Linked DNA regions of Homo sapiens: all the other regions are linked to region 1. Evidence: chromatin contacts called from ENCODE Hi-C data. All regions are on one chromosome and are shown on one strand. Each heading gives the region's core, a stretch centred on a gene start or an enhancer-like site at or near the end of the contact. The rest is flanking DNA. Distances are from core to core; before and after follow the strand shown.

Evidence for each region. Hi-C counts contacts between places; a loop is a spot of excess contacts on that map. Pooled maps may share reads with other maps.
Region 2: a map of mammary epithelial cell shows a loop between it and region 1 (5-fold over the local background). The contact joins two enhancer-like sites. A Hi-C loop is called at or near these places in 1 of 168 maps with a recorded cell type or tissue (mammary epithelial cell), 9 of 37 single-sample maps with no recorded cell type and 5 of 50 pooled maps.
Region 3: a map with no recorded cell type shows a loop between it and region 1 (9-fold over the local background). The contact joins two enhancer-like sites. A Hi-C loop is called at or near these places in 12 of 37 single-sample maps with no recorded cell type and 5 of 50 pooled maps.

Annotation. Positions count from the first base shown.
Region 1 is chr6:73,178,344-73,183,164 of GRCh38, forward strand. The region is part of intron 11 of KCNQ5 (potassium voltage-gated channel subfamily Q member 5); the gene reads left to right. Among named protein-coding and RNA genes, the nearest start is that of KCNQ5-AS1, 37 kb to the left of the region's middle. Within about 2 kb of position 2,513, at least 3 of the 41 ENCODE cell types and tissues checked have a DNase peak (open chromatin) inside an H3K27ac peak, as active enhancers do.
Region 2 is chr6:72,744,505-72,748,704 of GRCh38, forward strand. The region is part of intron 1 of KCNQ5 (potassium voltage-gated channel subfamily Q member 5); the gene reads left to right. Among named protein-coding and RNA genes, the nearest start is that of KCNQ5-IT1, 120 kb to the left of the region's middle. Within about 2 kb of position 1,952, at least 2 of the 41 ENCODE cell types and tissues checked have a DNase peak (open chromatin) inside an H3K27ac peak, as active enhancers do.
Region 3 is chr6:72,687,696-72,692,097 of GRCh38, forward strand. The region is part of intron 1 of KCNQ5 (potassium voltage-gated channel subfamily Q member 5); the gene reads left to right. Among named protein-coding and RNA genes, the nearest start is that of KCNQ5-IT1, 59 kb to the left of the region's middle. RefSeq lists an enhancer at 1,688-1,807. Within about 2 kb of position 1,581, at least 2 of the 41 ENCODE cell types and tissues checked have a DNase peak (open chromatin) inside an H3K27ac peak, as active enhancers do.

The DNA of each region.
Region 1 (4,821 bases), core at 1,263-3,762:
TTGGGAGGCTGAGCTGGGAGGATGGCTTGAGCCCAGGAGTTTGAAACCAGCCTGGGAAACATAGCAAGACCCATCTCTACAAACATTAAAAAAAAACAAAAACTCTGCAGGAGAGCCTACTAGATCCTGCATATAAAGGACAATAATGGCAAGCATTAGGAGAACAAGTCTACTCTCAGTGGTGGAAACAGTGTGGCCACAGAATGTCTGAATGTCCTAAGTGAGCCAAATGGAATATCTGCTTGCCCCTACAGTGAGAATATCAGACAGACTGTACACACGTGGAGCTAATTTACATTTCTCTATCAAGAGTTAAAACCAAGAAAATGAGACAGATCAGTGCATCCAGGGACTCCTGGGGTTCCTTGGTCTTGTCTAGTAACCCGATCTAAGATGAAAGAAGAGTAGAGGAATCTTAGATATATAATTTTATAACTTGCTTTGCAGATTATAAAACTGTCAGAGTTTAAATACTGTAAACACAAATACAAATCTATATTGTTGAATTATGTTTATGTATTAACAAGAAAACAACATTAAAAAGTATTCTAAATAACTAACACATATGCCTTCAATAGTGACCCAAATTATCAAGCTCTGCAGCCCTAGTTGTCTGCTGGATTTGTCCCGTGATCAATTTCGAGTGAGGGCTGCCTCAGGGGAAATTCTGTGATCAAAAGGCTCTGGGTCACCTGAAGGATGAGCCTTGGGGTCCGTGCTTTTAAGACAGATAAATGCTGTATTTCTCATGGAGAGTCAGAAATCAGAAGATAGAATTTTCCAAACTGGAAGAGGGAGTATTTCAGTCTGTTTTCTGATGTTTATAACAATATCTGAAACTGAGTAATTTATAAGGATGAATTTATTTCTTACAGTTATGGAGGCTGGGAGGTCCAAGGTGGGCAGGTGTATCTGGTGAGGGCCTTCTTGTTGGTGGGGACTCTCTGTGGCACCCTGAGGCAGCACAGGGCATCACATAGCAAGCAGAGTGAGCATGCTAAGTGCTAACTTAGGTCTCTCTTCCACTTCTTATAAAACCACCAGTTCCTCTCTCATGATAACTCATTAATCCATTAACCCATTAATCCATAATTTATTCATACAGCCAGAGTCCTCATGATCTAATCACCTCTTAAAAGTTCCACCCCTCAATACTGCCACATTAGGCATAAAATTTCAACATGAATTTCGGAGGGGGCATTCAAACCATAACAGAGGGATGTGGAATGCATGTCGGTAGTGTAAATTAACCCAAATAACCAACATAAAGTGAGGGGTTAAGGGGGAGAAACCCACATCCACCCCACAAACATAAGATCTGCAATCACAAGGGGGCCATTCAGCAACCTTCAGAAACTTAATAATATCCCCATAAATGAGGGTGCAGAGTAGGTAAAGCACTGTCATCTCCTCCAGAAATCATTTCTGATCACCTCTACCAGTCTGGGTTAAACACCCCTCTTCTGCATTCCCATATCAACCTGGGCTTCCCACCACCTTGCACATCACAAAGTGAATTTTAACTGTCTGCCTACTTGTCTGTCTGCCCTACTAGACTGAAAGTGCCCAAGCAATAGGATTTGTTTCTTCATTGCTGTATCCCTGGCATCTAGCACAGAAGCTGGCATATAATAGGCACTCAATAAATGTTTGATGAATGAATGAATGAATGAATGAATGGACAAATTCTCGAGTCCCACTCATCAGGCATCACTAGGGGAGGCAGCCACATGGAGCTTATCTAGAGAGCTCCAAGCTCTGGACAAATGAAACTCTCAAATCCTATCAGAGCTCACAGTCGCAGCAACCATTGTCTTGCACCATGCTTGTAGAGAGGAAGAGACCAAGGACCAAATGATCATTGTCATCACGTAGGAGGCTTCTTTAACTCTGCCAGCGCCCAGCAGTTAACAGTTCAGAGCCTAACACAATACTCAGCACAACGTCATAGGTACTCAATGAATATTCATTGAAAGAATGAATGAATCAGTCACTTTAGCACTTCCTTTCCCTTCCAAGGTAATCCTTTGAAAAATTAATGGAACTTCTTAACTACTTCTTGCATGAAACTTCAGACCTCACTCAAGGACGGGGAAGCATTTCAGTTCTGATTAGAGGTCTGACACCAAGGCACACTAATGCCATGTCAATGGGTCTGACATGTGCGACTTAGAAGATTTTGCAAGCTGGCATGAATCATGATCACTTCTTTGCATGAGAGCAGGGATTGTTCCACCCCCAACACACTCCACCACCACATGCCACCATCACCCCAATCCTGTCTCTACTCCAGTGGCTCTCAACCTTGGCCACACATTAGCATCACCTGAAAAGTTTTATAAAATCTTTGGACCATGCCCTGGAACAATTAAAACAGAATTTCTGGAGGTAGGACCCAGGCATTTTTTAAAGCTCCCTAGGTGATTCCAAAGAGCAGCCAAGCTTGGGAAGTACTGCTGTCTTGACAGTCAATCAAACTGCCTCTTCAGTTCACAGTTGGCTGAGCCCTCTCCGCCCTTGCACATGGTTTGGCTGCTGGCTGGGTCCGTCCATCTGTTTGGCGGTGGCAGCAGTCACTGCTGCTTCTGTTTTCTCATCGTTCTTATCTCTGCATATTCATATGCAATATTTTTACCCTAATTTAGAGGATTGGAATAAGACTTTTGTAAGATTTTAGAACTCATGGCAGCACAACAAATGCACCTACATTTCCTTATAAGTGCACATGTGTTCGTGTGTATATATAGATGTCGTCTACCCAGAGTTTCACTTTGCTTTAGTTATTTCTTCATGCTCAGAAAATTGTATGAGCAGACTTCAGTTTCAAGAGGAGGTACTAGTTTAGGTTTGTGATGAATCTTTTACACCCTCTAGTGGTACTGCTGGGGCATATCAGTTTTGTGCAATGGGTTTATTAGACTCCTAGTCTCTTCATAACCAACAGCATCAAAGGAGACTAACCTTAGAGGTCTTTTGCTCTTTGCTGCTGTATTAATCCCAGTGATGCAATCTACCCTCATGAAGAAAAGAAGCAGATGAGTATGTAACTTATTCCTCAGCCTTTTGCTGGTCCTCCAAAGGGCTCGTCATAGGTACTTAATGAATATTCATGAAAGAAAGGATGAATCAGTCACTTCAGCACTCCCTTTCTCTTCTAAGGTAATCCTTTGAAAAATTAGTAGAACTTCTTAACTACTTCTTGCATGAAACTTTAGACCTCTCTCAAAGAAGGAGAGACATAGTAAAAACAGGACATTCACTTAGCAAAAGTGTATTGAACACTTACTATGTGCCAGGCACATGTGAGTAAAAACAATCATATCATATCAAAGTGTCTTTTTCATTGTTGTTATTTTGTGTTAAAGTATGAAGATCTTAATGTTAAGACAATAGAGGAACCTTATGATTAAGAGCTCAAAGCTGGAGCCAAACTGGTTCACGTCCTAATTCCACAATTACTGGATGTTTAACATCAGGCAAGTTACTTAACCTCTCTGTGCCTCAGTTTCTTTATCTGCAAAACAGGGATGGCAATAGTACCCTTATCATAGGATTATACTATAAAGTGCTATCTAATATTATCATTTTAATCATTAAATGTATCTTAAAGGTCCTAATTTAACTCTAGAATGATTTGCCCAGAAATTCCTTTCTAGTAGGAAATACACAAGTCATATCAAACTTCTTTTGTAAGCATGTAAGAGGCCACCAAGGTCTTCTGCTTCTTCCCCAGGCCAGTTCATGGGCTTTCATTTATTCTTGGCTTCAGGGCATTTTCTCTTAGCTCTTCTTATCTAAACCAGGGGTCAGCAAACTATAGCCAGGGGATCAAAATCTAACCCAAGGGGCTTGTTTTTATAAATAAAGTTTTATTGAAATGTAGTTACACTCATTCATTTATTTATTGTCCTATGGCTGCTCGCATGCTACAGTGGCTGACTTGAGTAGTTTCAGCAAAGACCATACAACCCACAAAGCATAAGATATTTACTACCTGGCCCTTTATAGAAGAAGCTTTCTGGCCCTTGTCTAGACTCTGAGTCGCTCTGGGCTTGCTCCCAGCTGTGTTTAGAGAGTAAGACACAGAAGGTCTGGGCTAGCCTATGTGAGAACTAAGCATGAAACCAGGTTTCACTCTTCTACCTGCCAACAAGGACTCCCCTACTCCTCTGGTCTCCCCTCCACCCCCTCATCCTGTAGTTAAAGCCCTTAGTATATGAAATGCAAGTCTTAGAAAAAAAATTGAAGAATTGAAAGACCTTTTGAATTCGTAGTTGATACCTACTTTGGGACATTTTCCTCAATTTTCAGCACCCACATATTTTTTCCTGGTGTCTAGAATTATTGAACTCTGAGCTTCCTTGCTCCCTGCAAGTAACAAGATAATGGCCTACTCTCTCCTCTTATCAAAGGCTAATTGGGTAGCTTTTTGCTCATGATATACGTTGGGAATATATTACATATATTTGCTGGAAAATATACCCTGTAAAGCAAAACTAACAGACTCCAATGAGACTGATGTATATATCCTACAAATGAGGTAAAGTAAGCAGACAGCCCCTAAAATTTGTGATAAAAGGGAAAACATTACAATTACTGGAGGTAGGTAACCCATATTAGCCATGGACTGATTCCCAGAAGGGACCTTATGAGAGAATGCAGGTGGCCAGGTTGAAAGGCAGATGTTTTCCAAGTATGGGATCCCCTCTGGAAAGACAAGGACAGAGATGAATAAATGACTAATGTGGCCTTGGATTCATTTGTGTGAGAATGTCAGAGCATACAAGGCAGAGTAGGAGGTCAGATCCATAGACAGCCTAA
Region 2 (4,200 bases), core at 702-3,201, 430 kb before region 1:
GTGAAATAGAAAAAGTGGTAAGAGGGCCAGGCACGGTGGCTCATGCCTGTAATCCCAGTACTTTGGGAGGCCAAGGTGGGCGGATCACCTGAGGTCAGGAGTTCGAGACCAGCCTGGCCGACATGGTGAAACCTTGTCTCTACTAAAAATACAAAAATTAACTGGGTGTGGTGGTGGGAGCCTGTAGTCCCAGCTGCTTGGGAGGCTGAGGCAGGAGAATCACTTGAACCCGGGAGGCAGAGGTTGCAGTGAGCCAAGATCGTTCCACTGCACTCCAGACTGGTGACAGAGCGAGACTCCGTCTAAAAAAAAAAAGAAAAAGAAAAAGAAAAAATGGTAAGAAAGGCAACAGAGGTACAACAGATTTGCTGAGAAATCCTATAGTTAGAATGGGGAAGGTTTTTTGGGAAACATGAGTTAAGGACTGGATATTGAAGCCTGGAATGGATATGGATTTATGGACAGGGAAGGATGATCTATAATACAGAGAAGTATAATTCAACACAGAAATTCTGATTTCTAGGCTATTACTGGAATACACTATTTCAAGGCTATTAATGACTACATTTATGTTATTTTTCCTAAAATATCAGGACCTTTTAATCTAATGACTCAGCTCTTCTGTGTCTCTGTTTTTCTTGCACTTTGTCTTATTGCTTTGCCATTTAAAAATCCAGCCATGAAAGGAATTTTGGAAATTGTGTTCTTTTCCATGTATGTAATTGCTCCTTAAAACTGAAAAGATCAATTAGGAAATTATTGGCTCCTTCGTACTTCTTTTACCACCTCTATTTATTAATTGATTGAATTGGGTTCGCCAGGTTTAGCTCTTTAATATCAGATCAATAAAAGATTAAATGTTTAAATTAAGTGAGCACACATGTAACTTTCACACTCCTTGCAATTTCTAGGAGCCACATCCAATCATTCAGGATTGTCAGTAACGGCAGCAATCAAGGCTAGAATCAGAGTACTTGCAACTTTTCATTCTTTTTCCTAAACTTCAGCCTACATTTATGGGAATAATAATGCAGCCATACTTTCCTCAAACTCAGTTTATATTTTTGTTTGAAATTAAAGCAGCTTTTTGAGACAAGAATTAAGATTGTTGCCCTGATGCTAGTCATAGTGAATTTCTAACCCTTCTAACCCTTCTTAAAAGGAGATGGTCGTATTTGTTTCCTTTGGATGCCGTATCAAATTACCACAAGCTGAGTGGTTCAAAAGAACAGAAATGTACTCTCTCACAGTACTTGATGCCAGAAGTTTGAAGTCAAGGTGTGTCTGAAGGTCATATTCTTTCTGAAGGCTCCAGGGAAGAAGCCTTCCTTGCCTCTTCCTAACATCTAGTGGTTCCTAGCAATCCTTGACCTGTGTTGGCGTGTAGCCGCCTCACTCCGGTCTCTGCCTCTGTCATCACATGGCTTTTTGCCCTCTGTCTCCCCTGTATCTCTAACTCCAAATTTCTCTCTCCTTATAAGGACATCAGTGGTTGAAATTAGGGTCCACTGTAATCCAGTGTGATCACATCTTAATTATATCCGCAAAGACTCTATTTGCAAAAAAAAAAAAAAAAAAAAAAAAAAAAAAAAAAAAAAAAGGGTCACATTCACAAATACCAGAGTTTAGGACTTCAACATTTCTTTATAGGAGACACAAATCAACTCACAACAATGGCATTATTGAAACTTTTTTGTAATTTTTTAGCATTCTATTCTGTGGGATACTTCCCCTCCCAGCCCAGAAATTTATGCCAGTTACTAATTTCATCAAGATTATTCCCCTTGCTACCGATTGCCACCTTATTTAAAAGTCTGCATTATTGTTGACCTGCCCCAAGACCTGGTTTCTTGATACCCAGTCTTCTCTTTCTCATGATTTTCTCCGTGCAACTTGTTAAACTTTTACTTTCTTTCAGAAAGCACTGGGAGGCAGTTCAGATGTACCAGGGTAGACAGGCTAGTGATCAAGGGTGAGTCAGGGATTTGCTGACAGGTACTAATGGGAGTAGTCATTGAACTAAACCTGAAGCAACAGTGAAACAAAACAAGGTTTGCATCACTTCTAAAGAAGATACTTAGAATTGTTTTCTTCCTCTTGCTTCAACAACTACATTGGATATATTTAGCTGAATGCTTTATTTTGACTCTAAGCAAAATCTCATAGCAACATCTTTTCTTTCAAAGTACCATTAATGTAATTTTGAGTACAGGAATAAGGAAAAAAGTTAGAAAATTTCATTGAGGATAATAAATTGAGACCAAACACTACCAGATAATACATCAAGAACATTAACATTAACAACATCCTTTTATGTTATGCTACATTCTTGTGTTAAACTAATGTATACCATACATTATAGATACTAATGTAGTAGTTGCGGAAAATAATGACGCTCTTTGATTCTATCTAGCAGAACTGCAAACTCTTAATTATAATAACAAAAGATTATGTGTTACACTCTAAGTCTTGCCTAGAATGATACAAGATATGGATTTTGAGTTATTTTAAGGATTATAATCCTTATATTTATGTTCTAGTTCAGGGGTTGATGATAACCTAAGGTCCAGAATTTGGATAGGAAAAAAAATGTATTTGTTTTTCCTAACTCTAACTGATATTTGATATCTCCTTCAATTATTAATGTAAGCCACAAACCTCAGGGGTTATGGCATCAATAGAAATCCTAGATTAATTTTAAATTATATCACAGGTATTGAATATATCTCAAATATAATTTATACTTAGCACTTCTTCAGAATTATGTTAGCTACTTAGACCTGCTGTGATACCTTATTTAATGCATTAATAAAGAATTCTTTTAATATTTTGATAACTATTTCTATATACTCATTTTTCCTTGGAATATTTTTATTTTATGCATTTTAAAACAATTCTGTTGAAAATAGTTCCTCGGGCTTCATGGGACTGCCAAAGTGGCCCATGACACAAAATCGGATAAAAATTTCTCTGCTAGTTTTAGTACCTTCTGTTTCATGATGGCAAATTAAAAGGCAGGTTCAAATGTCAGCATTATATACTACAATTTTCTTTCTTTCTCAGTCAGACAATTCATTAATCATCTGATATTTTTTATAATACTATACCTAACATGGGGATAAATGACTGAAAAAACAGGGTTGTAAAAATAGAAGCATAGCATACATTCCTGTCCTCAATGATATTCAGTCTAGTTAGTTACATAGCATATGAATTGCCATTGTCCATATCATATCTTAAAATAATTCTTATACTGTATTTTTATAATGCTTAAAAAATGTACTCAAAATGCTGTCCTCTGTAAGAACTCATTGAACACCTTCAACAGGGTTGTTAAATTGGTAAAGCAAGATCCTACTAGGTTTATAAATAAAGAAAAGGCTTTCCCTTAAGTAGTGAGAGATGAAGCAAGAAAACACTCAGCTCTCCCAAACTGTAGTTCAGTGGGACTTTCATTTCACATCATTTCCTTAGAAAAATCCTACGTCAGAAAATCTTCAGTCTTTTTCGTTGTATAATCTATACATCTCCGAAAAGTGTAAGATGGCTTGTTAAGAATAAAGTGTGGTTTGGTTGTGTAAGACCAACCAGAAAGGGGAAAGGGAAGAGGAATGATGTTGAGATTGGGAGAGTAGTTGCTGTCTGTGATCTTTTATACAGTTGATGTGTGATAGTTGTTTGTTTGTTTGTTTGTTTTTTTAATTCCAACCTGTTCTTAAATGCAAATACAAAAACTAGAGAAAGAGATGGAATCAAGCTAAGGTTAAACTCAAAAGTGACTTCAGTATCAACTTGTTGGTTGTATGTAGCCTTTCTGTCACAGAACTGTGCCCTGGGTTCTTTTTACTCAAAAAGTATTCCATAAAACAACCGCCTATTGGTGCATTACTTCACAGCCTGTTATGAATGAGAATCTTGAGTCCCACCCCAGACTTAATGAATCAGAATCTGCATGTTAACAAAATTCTCAAGTGATTTGAATATACAGCAAAATTTGAGAACCACAGATGACTTTCAATTCACCCATAATAACTGAGAAAAGACTGTAAATTCCTACACCTTGTTCTTCCATAATTTAAGGAGTTTCTTGCTTTGTTTCTACCTTCATTAAGGGATATGAGGCCCATGCTAAGAAAAATGCGTTTAATAACTACTTTGAGTGAAAAATCTCACTAAATCAGGCAGTTGTTCCTAAAGAGA
Region 3 (4,402 bases), core at 331-2,830, 490 kb before region 1:
AGCATTGTGTCTCAAACTGTAGAATGATGTTTCATTTATTTGGCTTTTTCTAGGAAAAAGAAATGAAATATTTTTCCTAAGAAGTGAAAAGAACCCATAAGAGCTCCAGTTTGCAAAATGCTAGTCTTTTTATTGATCCCTTTTTTTTTTTTTTTTTGACATGGAGTGAGTCTCTCTCTGTCGCCCAGGCTGGAGTGCAGTGGCGTGATGTCGGCTCATTGCAACCTCCGCCTCCCAGGTTCAAGCGATTCTTCTGCCTCAGCCTCCCAAGTAGCTGGGACTACAGGTGCGCATCACCATGCCCAGCTAATTTTTGTATTTTTAGTAGAGACGGGGTTTCACCATATTGGCCAGGGTGGTCTCAATTTCTTGACCTTGTGATCCACCTGCCTCGGCCTCCCAATACTGATCACTTTTTAAAGTGTTCTAAATGCATGTTACATTGCTTTCTTAATCTAACTATACTGAGCAGAGTTTACACTTTATACTGAGCAGAGTTTACACTTTATTTGAAGTTTCAGAAATAGCATTCAGAACATCTTCTTTTGTACAACACAGCAACTTCAGGGGCTCTTCAAGATTTCCCAGGTTACTAGGTTCTTAAGGTTCACTCTTTTAAGAGAGTTTCTTTCTTTCCCATTGTCTAAGTCTAGACTAAGATCCAAGTTTACTTCCAGCATTTCTTTATCTTTATCCTTCTTCATTTGCAGCTTCTTCTTGTTTATGCTTTGGGAAACCAGATGAAGAAACTGGTCCAAATTACAGTATACCTAAAAGGAGAATTTACAGGGTCTCTGTGGCAGAATGGAGTTCCCGCTTGTAAATAAATATAAAAGTTTTAGTGCAAAAAGATATGCAATCAATTTTTACTGTCATCATATCTGTTAAAATTATTGTTGATTTCTCTCAGCAATGTTCAATACAGTTGAGGTTTCTGGATAAGTTATCTAAGTATATACGGAGTATGGTCATACATTAAAAAAATACAAAAGGTTTCAGACAGCATTTAATGTCATTCTTCAAATTCTTATTAAAATTGCATCGTATTTATCTATAGACAATAATTATCCACCTAACTTGTTTGAATGTTCTATAATAATGCAAAATGTCTATGATTGCAAGAAAAGTGAGTTTTTAAAATTTTTGGTCTTTTGGTGTGTTTTTTTCTCATTGTAACTGAATTGCCCAAAAATATAAGCTTGGTAAAAGCTTATTACCTCAAGAAATATTTCATGTCAAAACAGAGCACATGTTAAAGTAAAAACAATTCTTTAGAGTGAGAAAAACATTATAGCTATAAAAATAATTAAAGAGTTTTGACTATTAAAAATGTAACCTTAAGTCATTAAATGTTCATTACTCATTCAAAGTTCTTGCAGTTGGGAATTTACTGATGGCCTATTTGCAGTTAATTTTGAGGTTTAAAGTAAATGAACTTACCAGATATAACCCTTTGGAGTCCTGGTTAGAAAACAAAAACCATGCAGCTACTCCCATAGCTCTACAAACCTGTGGTGCTTTCAAGCGTCAATGGCGGAACAGAATGAGTAAGAGCAGAGACAAGGGGGCAGTGACTAAGGGACTTTAAGTCATGAGTCTAATTCCCCTGGGACATAGCTAGCCTTCACACAGAAAAAACAAAACAGAAAATCTCCACCAAAAAGAAGCATTCTTCGATCTCAAGCAACATCCCTAACTCATCCAAAGTGGTCATTTGTCCAAGGGGGACTAGATGAGACAGCATCAACCCAGAAAAATTAAGGAGCATCTGGCAGATGGGGAATCCCAAACGGCAGCCTCGCTAACAGAGTAAAACACATTTGTGAGAGACCCACAATGGAACATTTCAGTCCCTTTAGAAAGTTTCAGAGGTGGCAGACTTTGTAGTAGCTGAGAATTTGTGTTTAACTAAAAATTGGAAGATTATATATACTTATACCCACAAAGTATTAGGCAAATGGTAAAAGTTTTAAAATTATTGATACTGTGGTAAAATTTACATACCTGAAATGCATTACAATTCAGTGACATTGCATGCAGTTTTAAAATAACTTAGCTATATTTAGTTTTTCTAGTTGAAAACAAGCGTTTTTTTTTTTTTCAACCTCAGTGCAACAGGAAAGTGAAAAACAAAACAAAAACCCATAGTAAGTTGACAGTAATCTGATTGGGTAACTGATTTTTCTTCTGTTTCGAGAGTTATTTAGTTATTTAAGAGTTACTTAAAGAGTACAAGATTGAATTTGTAACTTGAATTTCCAGATTTAGCTAGAGTGGCTTACAAAAGCATGAAAATGGCCAGGCGCGGTTGCTTACGTCTATAATTCCAGCACTTTGGGAGCTGAGGTGGGTGGATCACTTGAGACCAGGAGTTGGAGACCAGCCTGGCTAACATGGTGAAACCCCGTCTCTACTAAAAATATAAAAATTAGCTGGGTATGATGGCGGATGCTCTAGTCCTAGCTACTCAGGAGGCTGAGGCAAGAGAATCGCCTGAACCCAGAAGCCAGAGGTTGCAGTGAGCCGTGATCCCGTCTCCAAAAAAACAAAAAAGAAAAGAAAAAGAAAACATGCTGTTTCCACAGAATTAATTTGTTACAATCAAACATAGTTGCTGTCCTATGTTTATTAATATAATTTCATCATCATCATATTTTCAAGTTACTCTTCCTAAATTTTTTTTACCTGCTTCTGAATCTCTGTTCTTTGGTTCCCACTCTTCTCTTTGCCTCATCTCCCTCACTGAATTGTGTGTTTCATGAAAGGAAAGTTTGTTTCCTATTTAGGGTTGTGGACAGAAGATTGGTAAAATTTCTTGACACCTACTATTGAATCAAGTTTACTTAATGTAAAACATTGGTGTTCCCAGTTATTTGTAAATCTACAAAAGATTTACAGTAGAAGAGGCAAAGCCTGTGAAGTGTCAACATAAAGGCTGCTGCTGCTGTCAACATCTGTTCCCCCAACTGCATACAGAACTCTAATGGGGCAGCCCATGCCTCCTGAAATCTGTTACCAAGAAAAAAAAAAAAAAGCCTAATAGTACAATACTTTTTATTTCTTAAGCCACAACAATAGTGAAACTGTATGTGTTCTTTTGCAGTTTTTTTTCCATTCTTCATAGGAAAGATGCTAAAGTATAATTTCATTTAGAATACCATATATAAATTATATATAGATGTCCTTTAAGAATTATAAAAATAATGAAAATTATATTTATCCTTTATGTCTTATGTTTTCCTTAATATTTCCTAAAGAATTGTTATATATCAGAAAACAATTCAAAATATTCAGAATTATTAGCCTCTTAACCACTGTGTTTATTAGCTTAAACTAGTAATAGAGAGCAAACTGGCTTTTCTTCTTAGCATAGGTTTTTGGAAACTTGAACTCAAAAATCAGTAAATTCAAAAGGAGTTATAGTTTCAGAGTATTTGGCATAATATATTTGAAAAGAATATTCCCTTCACTTATCTTTGTTTGCATTAGACTTGTGTTAATTATGTGATTCCTCTCCATAGCCTCAATAATAAAGAGATCTCAAGTTGGAATGTATAGTTCTATTTTTCATAAGTATCATTTAAAAACCGATTTATAAACCCTATGACTTATGAAATATTTGTGAACAAAACACCCAATGCCACTGGAATAATTCAAATGAAAGAGGGTCTTACATTGAGCAATTTGTCAGTTTAATACCTGCCCTTTACAATTGCTCTGCGGTTGACCCTTTAGTCGTATTTTGAGTTAGCAGATGAAAATAAGGTTTCCCTTGAAGTAGTGGTTGCTAAGGGCAACTGGTACTGACGCCGAAGACGAATACTCTATCTCCTTAGTATAATGCCTACTTTGTGAGCTAAATAAAGAGCTAAATTGTAGAGAAGAAAGTTGTACAAATGTGAAATATCAAGAAAGGAATAGAAACAGGAATATTAGAGATGGGAAAATAAGAAAAAGAATTACTATAATCACTTTTTTGGTAACTGCCTGGCATTTTGGACAGATGTCCTTATCTCCTGGGCACTCTGCATTTCCACCTTTCATAGCTGGAAAATTAACATTGTTCACTGGGGCAAGACTTTCTTTTGTAATATGAATTCATGTCATTAGTTCTTAGTGGATTTTGACAAAATGGAGGTGAGACTGTGATAGAAATATTTGTCAACTTTTTAGGCTTGGATTTTCAAGCATAAATATTTTGTGTCAGTAGAATTGCTTTATGCTATTTGGACAACTTGTAGTGTGCAGGGTCAGTTATCTCTAACTCCATGTCAGTACAGATTGTTTTATGAACATGTTGGTTTAATGAGAGAGTCTTCATATAGAATGTGTTATAACAGTGTTCATAATTTCTTCGACCAAATTGCACTTAATGTATTCATTGCTGTGATTTCAGAAAGGT